3 separate regions of the Homo sapiens genome follow, and regions 1 and 2 are each linked to region 3. Evidence: read pairs that join two places in POLR2A ChIA-PET (ENCODE). Cell type or tissue: MCF 10A. All regions are shown on one strand.

What was found. Peaks named below come from ENCODE experiments on the same cell type or tissue, not always from the same donor. Only the 100,000 strongest peaks of a DNase experiment are listed, where the experiment ranks them.
Region 1: POLR2A ChIA-PET joins it to region 3 with 8 read pairs; 2 of 35 experiments call an interaction of 5 or more read pairs at or near these places.
Region 2: POLR2A ChIA-PET joins it to region 3 with 5 read pairs; 2 of 35 experiments call an interaction of 5 or more read pairs at or near these places.

What each region holds. Positions count from the first base shown.
Region 1 is chr14:71,709,437-71,713,436 of GRCh38, reverse strand. SIPA1L1 (signal induced proliferation associated 1 like 1) reads right to left here. Exons shown (of 24, transcript NM_001386936.1): 17 at 3,773-4,000. Among named protein-coding and RNA genes, the nearest start is that of RGS6, 220 kb to the left of the region's middle. In MCF 10A, no CTCF peak of the experiment used is centred here; a DNase peak (open chromatin) is centred at 1,516.
Region 2 is chr14:71,471,480-71,475,479 of GRCh38, reverse strand. All of the region lies in intron 2 of SIPA1L1 (signal induced proliferation associated 1 like 1), which reads right to left. Among named protein-coding and RNA genes, the nearest start is that of SNORD56B, 75 kb to the right of the region's middle. In MCF 10A, no CTCF peak of the experiment used is centred here; no DNase peak of the experiment used is centred here.
Region 3 is chr14:71,414,904-71,418,903 of GRCh38, reverse strand. The region is part of intron 2 of SIPA1L1 (signal induced proliferation associated 1 like 1); the gene reads right to left. Among named protein-coding and RNA genes, the nearest start is that of SNORD56B, 19 kb to the right of the region's middle. In MCF 10A, no CTCF peak of the experiment used is centred here; a DNase peak (open chromatin) is centred at 2,313.

The sequences.
Region 1 (4,000 bases), 290 kb before region 3:
AGTTTACAAACTTTTATGTAGACATGACAGTTTACTAAGACTTCATGCTACACAAAGACTCTATGTATGCTCTCATACCTACACCTATAAGCACTGCAGCTCTGTGCAAATACTGATGCATCTGTACAATAACCTTCAAAATAGTTAGTGGTTTTCTAAGAGCCAGGAGTTGAGGATTTATGTAACTTTTGAACTGGTTTGAGTCATCAGGCAAAAAACATAAAGAAAAGTCATTCTTTCATTTTTTTGAGACAGTGTCTCACTATGTTGCCCAGATTGACCTCTAACTCCTGGGTACAAATGATCCTCCTGCCTCAGCCTCCTGAGCAGCTGGGACTATAGGCCCATGTCACCGTGCCCAGCTAGTTATTCCTATTTGCTCATTGGCATGTATTGAGTATCAATCTATTATGCTCATGTTGGCACGGCCTATGCAAATATACTTAGGATGAACATATTGGGTGAAAAATCCTCTTGTACTGACTAGATGGCAGTAAAAAGGTATATGTGATCGCATAAGTGGGTAGTAATTGGCTACAGGTGTCTGAGGGGGCCTTAGGGAAGCAAGAGGAAGGAGACCTGGAGAATAGCTGGCTAACAACCGTGGACACCAAAACAAGTCAGGTCAGTCAGTTACAGAAGAGATATCTATGTGCAAGCATGAGGTAGGGTTTTTAGCTTTCTCATGTGTGTTCTCAAATTAAGCTCCAACACCAGAAACAGCATTGGTCAGCAGGTCTAGAGGATTTTGGACTAACTGAGGAGGTCCTTGATTGCCACACAAACTGGCACTGCCTACTGCCAAGGCCAGAACGCTAAGAAGAAAATGAATGCTGCTTAAATTTAAGAATGTCCTTAAATTACTACTATCTTCACCTCTCCTAGGCTTACCACTAATCTTTTTTTTTTCAGTGGTTCATTTTAAGATCTGAAAGTGAAACAGCCATTACCAAAAAATAAAATAAAATAAATTTTCTCCCTAAATTTCCAAGCTTCATAAAGATACACATATATTCTAGGGAGCAATAATTTAGAGCAATTAATAGACGTTTTTAGTTATAGAAAGTTACCAGTATGTGTGGCTTCTTTTAATGACATTCAAATATAGCAACTCTATGTAATTACCAACCTGTATTAATGTAGCTCTCATGAGGAGCTACAAAAGATCTGCATGATCATCAAGAGGGAGACTAGAGGACAGAGAAGGTAGGAATGGAGCCCAGCCAGAAAGATGCAGTGAAACTTAATCACTGTAATTTAGACTTTGTCACTGAGTCCCAGGTACAAGCTCTTTTAAGCACTGTCAAGATATCTCTACATTAATTGCTGTTCCTGTCTTCTGAGGACACAAACACTCTAATTTGCTGTGATTTTAGTTTTTCTATAGCAATGTGCATTTGGTGGCTAAGTCCCCTTTCCTCCAGAAAAGGCAGGCTGCTAAAGCTCTGATTATCCAACTCACTCTGCCAAGATCAACATACCAAAGTCTCAAAACATCCCTACTTACCAGAGTCTAGAAATGAATGTGACTCAAATGAGTGGGTGAGAAGCTCTGCCACCCTCCCTGAATGGCCACATTCTTCTCTTCTCTAGTAAGTTTGACTTTCAATAGGAGAGTTATTTCTAAAGGATGATTTCAATGATTCTGCATTCTTCCAGTTAGAAGCAGAAAATTTAGATAATCCTTTGAGGCCTTCAGGCAGCTCCAGTCAGCACATTCAGATAATGCAAACCCAGATGCTTTTTTCAGGGAGCTTTGTTGATCCCCTGGGATTTGTTAGATAATGGCACAGCCGCACATTCTGTGCTTTGGTTTCAGGGGCCCAGCTCTTTCCAATCTCACTCCATGGTGATGCCATTTGAGACAAGATCTCTATAACCAACTTTCTTCTGCCATCACATTGGACCAGAGAAATATTTTCAGATGGAAGACATTCTTAAAAAAAGGCATCCTCCTTTCAAAATGACAAATTGAAAACCAAAGAAATAGGAGTCAAACTAAACTTAAAAACCAGAGAGAAACTATTCAGATATGCAAAATGTTCTAAGTCAATGCACAGTCTACTGAGATGGGGATGTGCCAAGAACAGCCAGCGAGTGTCATCATTCTGTCTTGTGTGATTCTGTCTATATGGTTATGGCATCTGATGCCCACTTCCTGTTCTACTTTGGCAAACACATCTCTTATACCATTTGAATCAAACAATCTACTTTCTGAATTGTGGAACGGAATACATAGTACTCAAGAATACTGAGACTACTTTCCCAATTTCCTTTTGCTTGGAAGCCATGGAGTTTCCAGACCTATCACCATCATTTTGAGATCTGCAATGTGGTAGTGGTAAACAGAAACAAAACTAGTGAAAGGCTTCATTCCATGGGGCCTGACATTTTAAATGAAGGGAAGCTCAATGATAAGTAGCGATAGAGACTCCATGAGAAAACAAAATACTTAGCTGGTCAAGTGAAAGCAATCCAAATTAAGTAGAGGATGTCCTCTCTCCTTAAGGTTATCTGGGGTTTACTGACAGATTATGTGCCTAGATTTCCATTTGAAAAATAAAAACTAAATTAAGCCTCTCTATTACTTTTCTTTTTCTTTCTTTCTTTCTTTTTTTTTTTTTTTTTTGAGACAGAATCTCACTCTGTTGCCCAGGCTGGAGTGCAGTTGTGTGATCTTGGCTCACCGCAACCTCTGCCTCCTGGGTTCAAGCGATTCTCCTGCCTCAGCCTCCCAAGTAGCTGGGATTACAGGTGCCTGCCACCATGCCCAGCTAATTTCTGTACTTTTAGTAGAGACGGGGTTTCACCATGTTGGCCAAGCTGGTCTCAAACTCCTGACCTCAAGTGATCTGCCCACCTCGGCCTCCCAAAGTGCTGGGATTACAGGCGTGAGCCACCACGCCCAGCCTCTACTATTTTTCTTGCGGTCATAATCATAGCAGACCCAGAAGACAGCAAGGTTAGATGGTCTCACACATTGATCAATGACTGACAACAATCGAAGATAAAAGGAGAAACCACACAGAGATCAACAGGCCTAAAAAGACAGTGATGGAATGCTTCTTCCCTATGTGGATCTTGTCACATTGGGGATTTTAGGCTCCAATCAAGAGGAAACGACAAATAGTATTTATTTTATCTAGAGGTGTGATCTCCAAGGATACAGGGGAATGTGTACTTTCCTATTCTGAAAGGTATGTCTAATTTTAGCTACACGTTTCTATTGGACATCCCCCACTCTCAACCCATTGCTGCCAGGAGCCAATTACTGAAAAAAAGTTACAATGTAAATATCAGGTAAGTGAGGTTCTCGGCTTGAGAGGCACGTAAAGGACGTGCTTGGCATCGCAAACGATGCTCTGTTACTCAGAAAAGACCTCTGTCTTTTAACAATATGGTCAATATTTTAAAAACATAGTCTTCAAAAGCTTGTCCCAGTATACATTCCCTATTACTCACCGAAAGCCAACATTACAAAATTACAAATTTCCTCTCAAATTGTAGTAGCCAGGAACATTATTTTAAAAATCAAATCCAACTTTAAAAAGAATAAATCTGCAAAATTTTCTCACAGTTTAAAATAATGCACTAAAATTGCAGGATTAAAGTATTTTGAAGGCAAATAAAGGGCATTAAACATATAAAAATAATTGTCACTGCAGAAAAACCTCCTTTCCTTATACACTATTGAGCAAAGTAAAGTGGGCTGAGGCCAGGGAACTGGGCTTAGGTCTGGGCTGGGAATCAGACAGCGGGGAAGGGTGGTTACCTTGTGTGGGAAGCAGCATCGTTTATACTGAAGGTGCTGTTCTCCCTTGTCAGAGGGGTCGAGCCGGCTTGGCTCTTGCTGTGTATGTCTAAGCTCAGGGAAGACTCTGTTTTCCGGTCCAGGCCGTGGCTCTCTGTCTCCAAAGTCCGATCTGCCATGGAGATTACTTCACTGGAGCTGTGCCATAGGGGTGCCACTTTCTCCTTGCCTGGCCCTGAGCGAGGTGAC
Region 2 (4,000 bases), 57 kb before region 3:
TCCTACTGTTTGAAGGTATTACCTAATCCCCCACCACCATCATCACAAAGAGGAGGAGGGGGAAAGATACACTAAACTTTCCAACAACATTGTTCTCACCAATTAATAAAAAAAAATCAGTTACAAACATAAGGAAAGTCTGGTTATTTCTAAATGGGAGAGACTGCTTCTTGATGTGTTTAGCTTGCTGGAGAACAGTATGCAGGAACAGATAAGCTTTTAACAAACCTGCTTTTATTACAATATTTCAAGCCTGAAGTATATGCTATAGCATTCTTTAAAGACTGGTACTTCTTGGTGTTCTGTCAGACATGTACTTAAAAATAATCACCTGGTTACACATGACCAAACCTTGGCTCACATGCACAAGGAACACTGTTTTTTATTACATGTCAACAATAAACAGGGATGTCAAGTGACACCTTCACAGCAGTGCTTTCCCTTCTGTTGCCTAAGATGCTATTATTTCTATTAGTCTGAGTGGCCAGCAAAGACATTCTACATTCAAAAGAAAATTGACAGTCAGAATTTCACACATGCACACACACCTACACACACAAAATGTTCTTAAGAAAACTCATTCATTTTACACGATTTACAGCCTGAAATTTAAGGGTTTTTTTTCAGGCTGGAATATATTAGCAATGCCTACTGGCAAAAATGCAAGTTAGAAAATCAGAATTAAGAATCAACTATAAATAGCCAAATGAAGAGAGGAAAAACTGGAAGCTATTATGTGAAGCCCGAAGATACCAATCAGGGGAGGGATTCTGATGGGTCCTACGTACTGATAGGAGGGACTGATGAGCAGTGTGGTGCACAGCAGAGATGTCCTCACCTGAACAATGACAGGGCTGAACTGAGATTACTCCACAAATCCCTCACAACTAAATAATTCCCATTCTATAATTTTGGCACAAGATTGAGACCTTTTTATATTGTGATCTCCTTATAGGCTTTGTCTTCTTTATCACCCTGGCATGGTGCCTGGACCTAAGAGATACTCAAACAGCTGCAGAATAGAATGAATTAGAAAAGAAAGTCAATTACTTGCAAAGGACTGTATCTCCCAGTGGGCATTATCCACTGGTCCACTGAAGCACTCAGCACACTCCCAGTTGGCCAACAGCAGAATCACCGTCAGTTTGGAGGATTTTTGTAAGTGCCTGACAATTCCATGTAAAATAACTAAATTTTCTTAGACAAAATTCACTTTCCAGCTAACTTCATAGTTGATCATAGCTTGTACTGGGAGAAGTCTCAGCTCTGCCAACTATTTACGGCTCATTTTTATTTGCATTATCTACGTTACCTTCAACCCATAATTCTCTGTAGGAATCTTTATAAGCCAAGTGTCAATTTTGCAGCTGTTGCTTTAATTAAAACTGGTTAACATAATCTGTAAGTCTGATGAGTAAATGTAGCATGTCACAACAGGCTGAAAGCAAACAAGGGAATGCAGGACCCTTTGCACTATGGAAGTTCCACATAATCCCAGGATAGCTGCATTCAAAATAGGACACTTGTCATCTGACAGATGACATGAGCAAGGTTCCCAGTTTCAATCAAATATTAAATATTAGTACATTTTAGCTTATTTCTTAGAACAGCTTAATGACAGCTCTAATATTTTCTTCCTGTCCTTCAGCAAATGCACTTATTTGGAAAACATAGTTCTAGACTCCTTCTGAGAACATTTCTGTTCTCAAGTTATTTTTCTCCCATCACTTTGACCACATCACCCAAATCCTTCCTCAGCATTTTTAAAGTACCATTATATAAAAGAGAAAGCCCAGAATGATCTTCCTGTTTCGAAGACAGACTTACATCTCATCCAGTTTAACCTTTTATTTTCTATCCATGAGTAGTTCCACATATAGGATTTTTAAGGCAGATCCCCACTACTCCTCCTTTTCGCACCTAACTTTACAGAAGAAAAAACCAAAGAACAGTGCTAGAAATGAAAAGACCAATAAATTTGAATCAGAAAATCTGGGCTCAAATTCTGCCAGTACTAGCTGTGTAAAAAGGGATGGGGGAACAAACCTTTCTGAAACTATTTCTAAACTCAGGAAAATTCCACTTTGTTCCACTGTCTTGGTTATTATAAAGAGTAATAACTATTATAAATGATGAATAATGATTATGAAGATTAAAAGTAATTTTATTTCTAGACTTACAGTTATATATTATGTTATAATTATTGTACAGATAAAAGCAATTTTATTTTTATATGTACCTTTAATTAAATAAAGGTAATCTTGTTTATATCTTATTACACTTACATATGAAAGCTGAAAGTAATGTGTACTGTTTTCATTCATGGTCTCTCTTAGTCATTCTATGAAGCACCAACACTCAACAGCAACCAAATTTAAAAAGCCTCTCTTTAAAGTTTCATGTTATCCATTATTATAATATAATTATCATGTAATTAGAGAAATAACACCCATTTTAAGTGGAAAATTAAGCCAGGTGCTGTGGCTAACGCCTATAGTCCCAGCTACTCAGAAAGCTAAGGTGGGACGATCATTTGAGCCCAGGAGTGTGAGGCTTCCGTGAGCTATGATCACACTACTGCACTCCAGCCTGGGTGACCAAGTAAGACCCTGCTTTTTTTTTTTTTTTTTTAAGTTTTCATAGAATAAAGTCCCAGAAGTAATATTAGCAAGATAACCATTTTTAGGGCTCTTGGCACATACTAGATGATTATTTTTTACAAAGTTCACATAGTAAAAACTCACTTAACCAAGATAATAGGAAACTTGGTTTGGAAACTGAGAAACACTATATATCTCAGACATTTTATTTAAACTGAACATGTTATACATTCATTAACCAACTTTGTAATGTAAGGACAAGGCCTTTTGTAAGAATAATCAGTCTCCTGAATGACTGTTAGTCTAGTCATTCTTATACAAACCACCCAAAAAAGCATCATGACAACTTTCAATTTCCCTTTTTATTAGAGTATAGCACAAACTCAAAGCTCTCAAGAAGCAATCTGAGAATGCTTAGAGTAGTTTAATTATTTCCCCCCAATCTTTTATAGTCATCATGACCACACGTAACATATTATAACAGCAGCTTTGAGTTTGTGGTTTTTTGGATTTTTTTTTTTTTTGAGGCTTGCCTTTGGAAGCTTTCCAAAGTATTTAACATATTTTTGTAGAAAAATAATACTGATTTAATCAGATAACATAACATTTTAATTACGCAATTACAACAAGTCCTACTGACCAAAACAGGGTTTGCTACAAACAAAACTGACTCTTGATCAATATTCAAGTCAACCAGCTGACACAGAAGGACATGAGAGTCTAGACGGAGGCTGCCTGACCCAAAGCAGTGAGGGTGGTGGGCATCCATGCACTTCGCAGGAGGAGGTGGTCCCTGAAGAGTGCTCTCATCTCTCAGCACCTGGCACTTAGCATTATTTTAAAAGATATTTATTAACCCTTACGTGTATGAAGGTACGATACAAACACAAGAGGCCCTGAACTGCTTCTACCTTCCTCCTCTACCCAACCTCCAAATGTTGGGCCCCAGGGCTTGGAGTCAGGTAGGCCTGGTCTCTAGCACTCCTATCTTTTCTATCTAAATTCAATAATTAGCTGACCTCACCCAGTCCCAAAGATTTAAATGCCATCCAGAGACTGAAGACTTTGAAATGTAAAACTCTAGATAACATCTCTCCCAAGCACGTCAAACTTAACAGAATGTGGATCATCCAACTCCCAACCTGTTCTGTCCACCAGACCAATAACCACTACTACCATCCACACAGCCACTCAGGCCAAATGAGTAAGTTGTCCTTGGCTTTCCCATTTGTAACTCCATATCCAATCTAACAGTAATTCCTGTCACCTCTCTCTGTTTGTTTCCCTGTCTTCTGTCCTTAAAATGTAAGCATCTAGAGGGAAAGGACCCTGTCTTGTTCGAGGATGTGCCTCCAGCCCCCAAGGCAGTCCCTGACACACAGCAAGTCCTTAACTCACAC
Region 3 (4,000 bases):
TTTCCAAAAAGATACAATAAAGCCCTCCCCGCAGGAGCACCAAAAGCTCCAGAACGTGGCATGCTGAACTTCCCCACATTTAAGACTTTACCCACCATATGGCCTTAATTTTCCATACATGGTTTTGGGGAAAGGCACTTAAATACTAGTGAAGACATTTACAACTTCCTCTTATATATAAAATATGCTGAGGGATTGACAAACATTAAAATGAAGTCCAGGTTTTAAAATAAAATCCCCATCACTGTTTCCTAAGCCCTTCGAGAAACATTAGCAATTCATGATCAACTGGCAAATGCAAGCTTCTCCCAAGCTTCTTCTCCAGTTCTGCCGTGTGACCTGCTGTCTCAGAAGCCAGGTCTTCAAAAATGCTCATGTCACCCAACTTTTTAAGTCAAATAGGGACAGTAGGGGGTGGGGCTGAGCTCTGCACAATTCCTACCCTGACCTCCAACTACATCCACATAGTTCATGTTCTCTCTTCTTTATTTTCTGATTCCTTCCTTTAGACTTTTGTTCAAATCCACTATTAGCAAATTTTAAATATATGAGACAGTCAAGAAAGTGGGCAACATGGTACCATTATAAAATTACAATATACTACTATAGACAATCATACCCATGCAGATCTGGGCCCAAAAAAATAATCAGGTATTAAGAAATAAGGCACACCCCTCCAAAGACAACTTAATTCAAATACCTCTTACCATTTGCTCCAGTAGAATGAGTTTAAAAGAGGTAACTATTTGGCATGGGCAGCTGCTCTCTTATGTTCTGGAGAACATAAAAATAAAAGCTGAGTGAGAATAAGTTGTTCCTACTGAAGAGAAAAAGGGTACAACAGCATTAGTAAATACGAAAGAGTCAGATCACCATTCTACTGGCTGATAAAAATGTTTGTTAGGCTAAAGGATTTCCTATCATTTTCTTCTTTAAGAACAAAGAAATGGGCTTTGGATAATAAAAACGTGTAACAAAATAATTCTGAAGTGACCTCAGGCCATGTCAAACTCAATTCAAACTAGTCACAGCCAAAGATGAAAGGAAGATTCTCTAATCATCCCCTAGCTACTATACATTTTTAGTATTTTTATACTGTATTATAGTTAGCATTTAGAAAATAAAACTGTCTAGCACTGTTGACCCTTCAACAATACGAGTTTGAACTGTGCATGTCCACTTAAAAGTGGATTTTTTCAATAACAGTTACACCAAGTGTGCCTGCCTCTCCTGCCTCCCCTTCCTCCTCCTCCACCTCTGCCACTGGAGACAGCAAGACCAATCTCTTCTTTCCCTCCTCCTCATCAGCTTACCCAATGCAAAGACAATGAGGATAAAGACCTTTATGATCCACTTCCATTAATGAATAGCAAATATATTTTCTCTTCTTTAGGATTTTCTTTTTTTTTTTTTTTTTTTTTTTTTTTTTTTTTTGAGACGGAGTCTCGCTGTCGCCCAGGCTGGAGTGCAGTGGCGCAATCTCGGCTCACTGCAGGCTCCGCCCCCTGGGGTTCACGCCATTCTCCTGCCTCAGCCTCCCGAGTAGCTGGGACTACAGGCACCCGCCACCTCGCCCGGCTAATTTTTTGTATTTTTAGTAGAGACGGGGTTTCACCGTGTTAGCCAGGATGGTCTCGATCTCCTGACCTCGTGATCCACCCGCCTCGGCCTCCCAATAGGATTTTCTTAATAACATTTTCTTCTCTCTAGCTTATGTTATTGTAACAACACAGTATATAATACATATAACATACAAAATGCATGTTATTCAACTGTTCATGTTATTGGTAAGGCTTCTGGTCAACTGTAGGCTACTAGTAGTTAAGTTCTGGAGGAGTCGAAAGTTACATGCAGGCCAGGCACGGTGGTTCATGCCTTTATTCCAAGCACTTCAGGAGGCCAACGGAGAAGGATCACTTGAGGTCAGGAGTTCCAGACCAGCCTGGGCAACACAGTGAGACCATGTTTCTATTTAATTTTAAAAACTGTATTTTAAAAGTGTGTTTAAAGGAAAAGAAAAAAGTATGCTTATTCAATTCAGTATTTATATTCTAGAATAATGCTGCTCAAAAAATAATTTAAAAAAGAATGATGGATTTAATAAGGTACACATAAAACTATATATATACAAGGTTGTGTGTGTGTGCATGCGTGTGTGTGTGTGTGTGTGTGTGTGTGTGTGTAGATTTTTCTTTCTTTTAGAGTATAGAAATTGTTTTAGATATCCCTTAAGTAGAGAAATAGCACTTAGGAAGGAAGTATACACTTAGAAGGCGAAGAGTCATGTCACCAACAGGTTGGGAGAACTGTTGAGTCATGGCCTCCTCCTGTGTTGCCTGAGGAGACCTGAGTAAGAATGGATGTATAACAGAAGAATCTCCCACCTGACCTATTAGAGATACTGTACCAGCATTACCAGATATCACTTCTATTAAAAGAAGATATTTCAGTGCCCAGAGGTTCAAGTTATCAAACGAAGCAACTCAATTCAAAAGACAAGGTGTATTAAAACCCATAAAAAAAAAACAAAAACCATTTTTAAGAAATCCTAACAAGTAACTGAAACCCAAAATGCTCTGTCTTGAGTCATGAGATCCATCAGTTCTTGATATTGTCTGGACTTGCATCTAGAGCTAGATTGTAAAATCTTTTTAGGCATGTGTTAGATTTCTGTGAAAACTTTGTTTAAACGTAAACCTCATACCACACTATCAGTTTCTGTGTTAATAAAACTATAGATTTATTATACTAAAAAAAAAAAGAACAAAATACAAGGGGTAGCTGTATGACACAGAAGCTAAACAAGTGCCTGGCCTCACGGTAGTATACAGAACTTAAGGTGCCTGCTCAAAACTGTCATGTTTAAGTTTATCAACCAAGAGTTATTATTAAAATACCATTAATACATCCGGGCATGGTGGCTCACGCCTGTAATTCTAACACTTTGGGAAGCCGAGGCAGGCCGATCATCTGAGGTCAAGAGCTCAAGACAAGCCTAGCCAACATGGCGAAACCTCATCTCTACTAAAAATACAAAAATTAGCTGGGTGTGGAGGCACACGCCTGTAATCCCAGCTACTTGGGAGGCTGAGGCGGGAGAATCGCTTGAACCTGGGAGTTAGAGGTTGCAGTGAGCCGAGATCATGCCATTGCACTCCAGTCTGGGAGACAGAGTGAGATCCCATCTCAAAAAAAAAAAAATAATTAAGACATTTGAGAACTGCACTGAAGGTGCACATTTCAATAACATATAGCTATTCTGGAGGGAAAAAAAAAGTATATCTAGAAAAACAGCTTCCAAGATTGAGGTAAAAATCACAGGGCACTCAATAATATGTACTGACTTTTCTTCCCTCTCGAAGTACCAGAGCAGAGCTACATTCACAGAGCATTCCTGCAGGCTGCTTGCTTCACCATTAAGCAATTCTTGGCAGTTCCAAAGATGTTATGTTTTCAAAGACAGTTTTTCAGTTGTGTTGCTATTATAAGCCTGGATTTTTCAAATGGCTAAAAATTACAGATATCTAAAAATCTTAGATTCCACCTCTATTAAAGAAGAATGATGCTGGGAACGGTCAAATAAATGTAACCCAGAAAAGTGCCCTAATGTACTTTAAAAACATTTTCAGAGATAATGATTCCCAAATTTCCCTTACTGAAATTCAAGGAAGGTCACAAATAGCAAGCCACTTTAAAAGCAGTGCTCCAATTACCCATCCCCTAAGCTCTGCACAAAGGTTTATGGAGGGGAGATGGTCAGATAACTTGACCATCCGTTATAGGATGCAGTCACTCCAGAAGAGCTGACTCCTTAGGAAATTTTCTTCTGACAAAGCAACAAATGAGAAAAACTCCAAGGTCTTTGTTTCAGCATCTGGCTGAGATCAAGGTTAAGTATAATGAAACCTATACAACCCCAGAATTTAACATATGACAGTATTTTTGGCCTGTATAAAATACGTCTCCCTTAATCTGCATTAAGCTGTTGTTTTTCTCAATA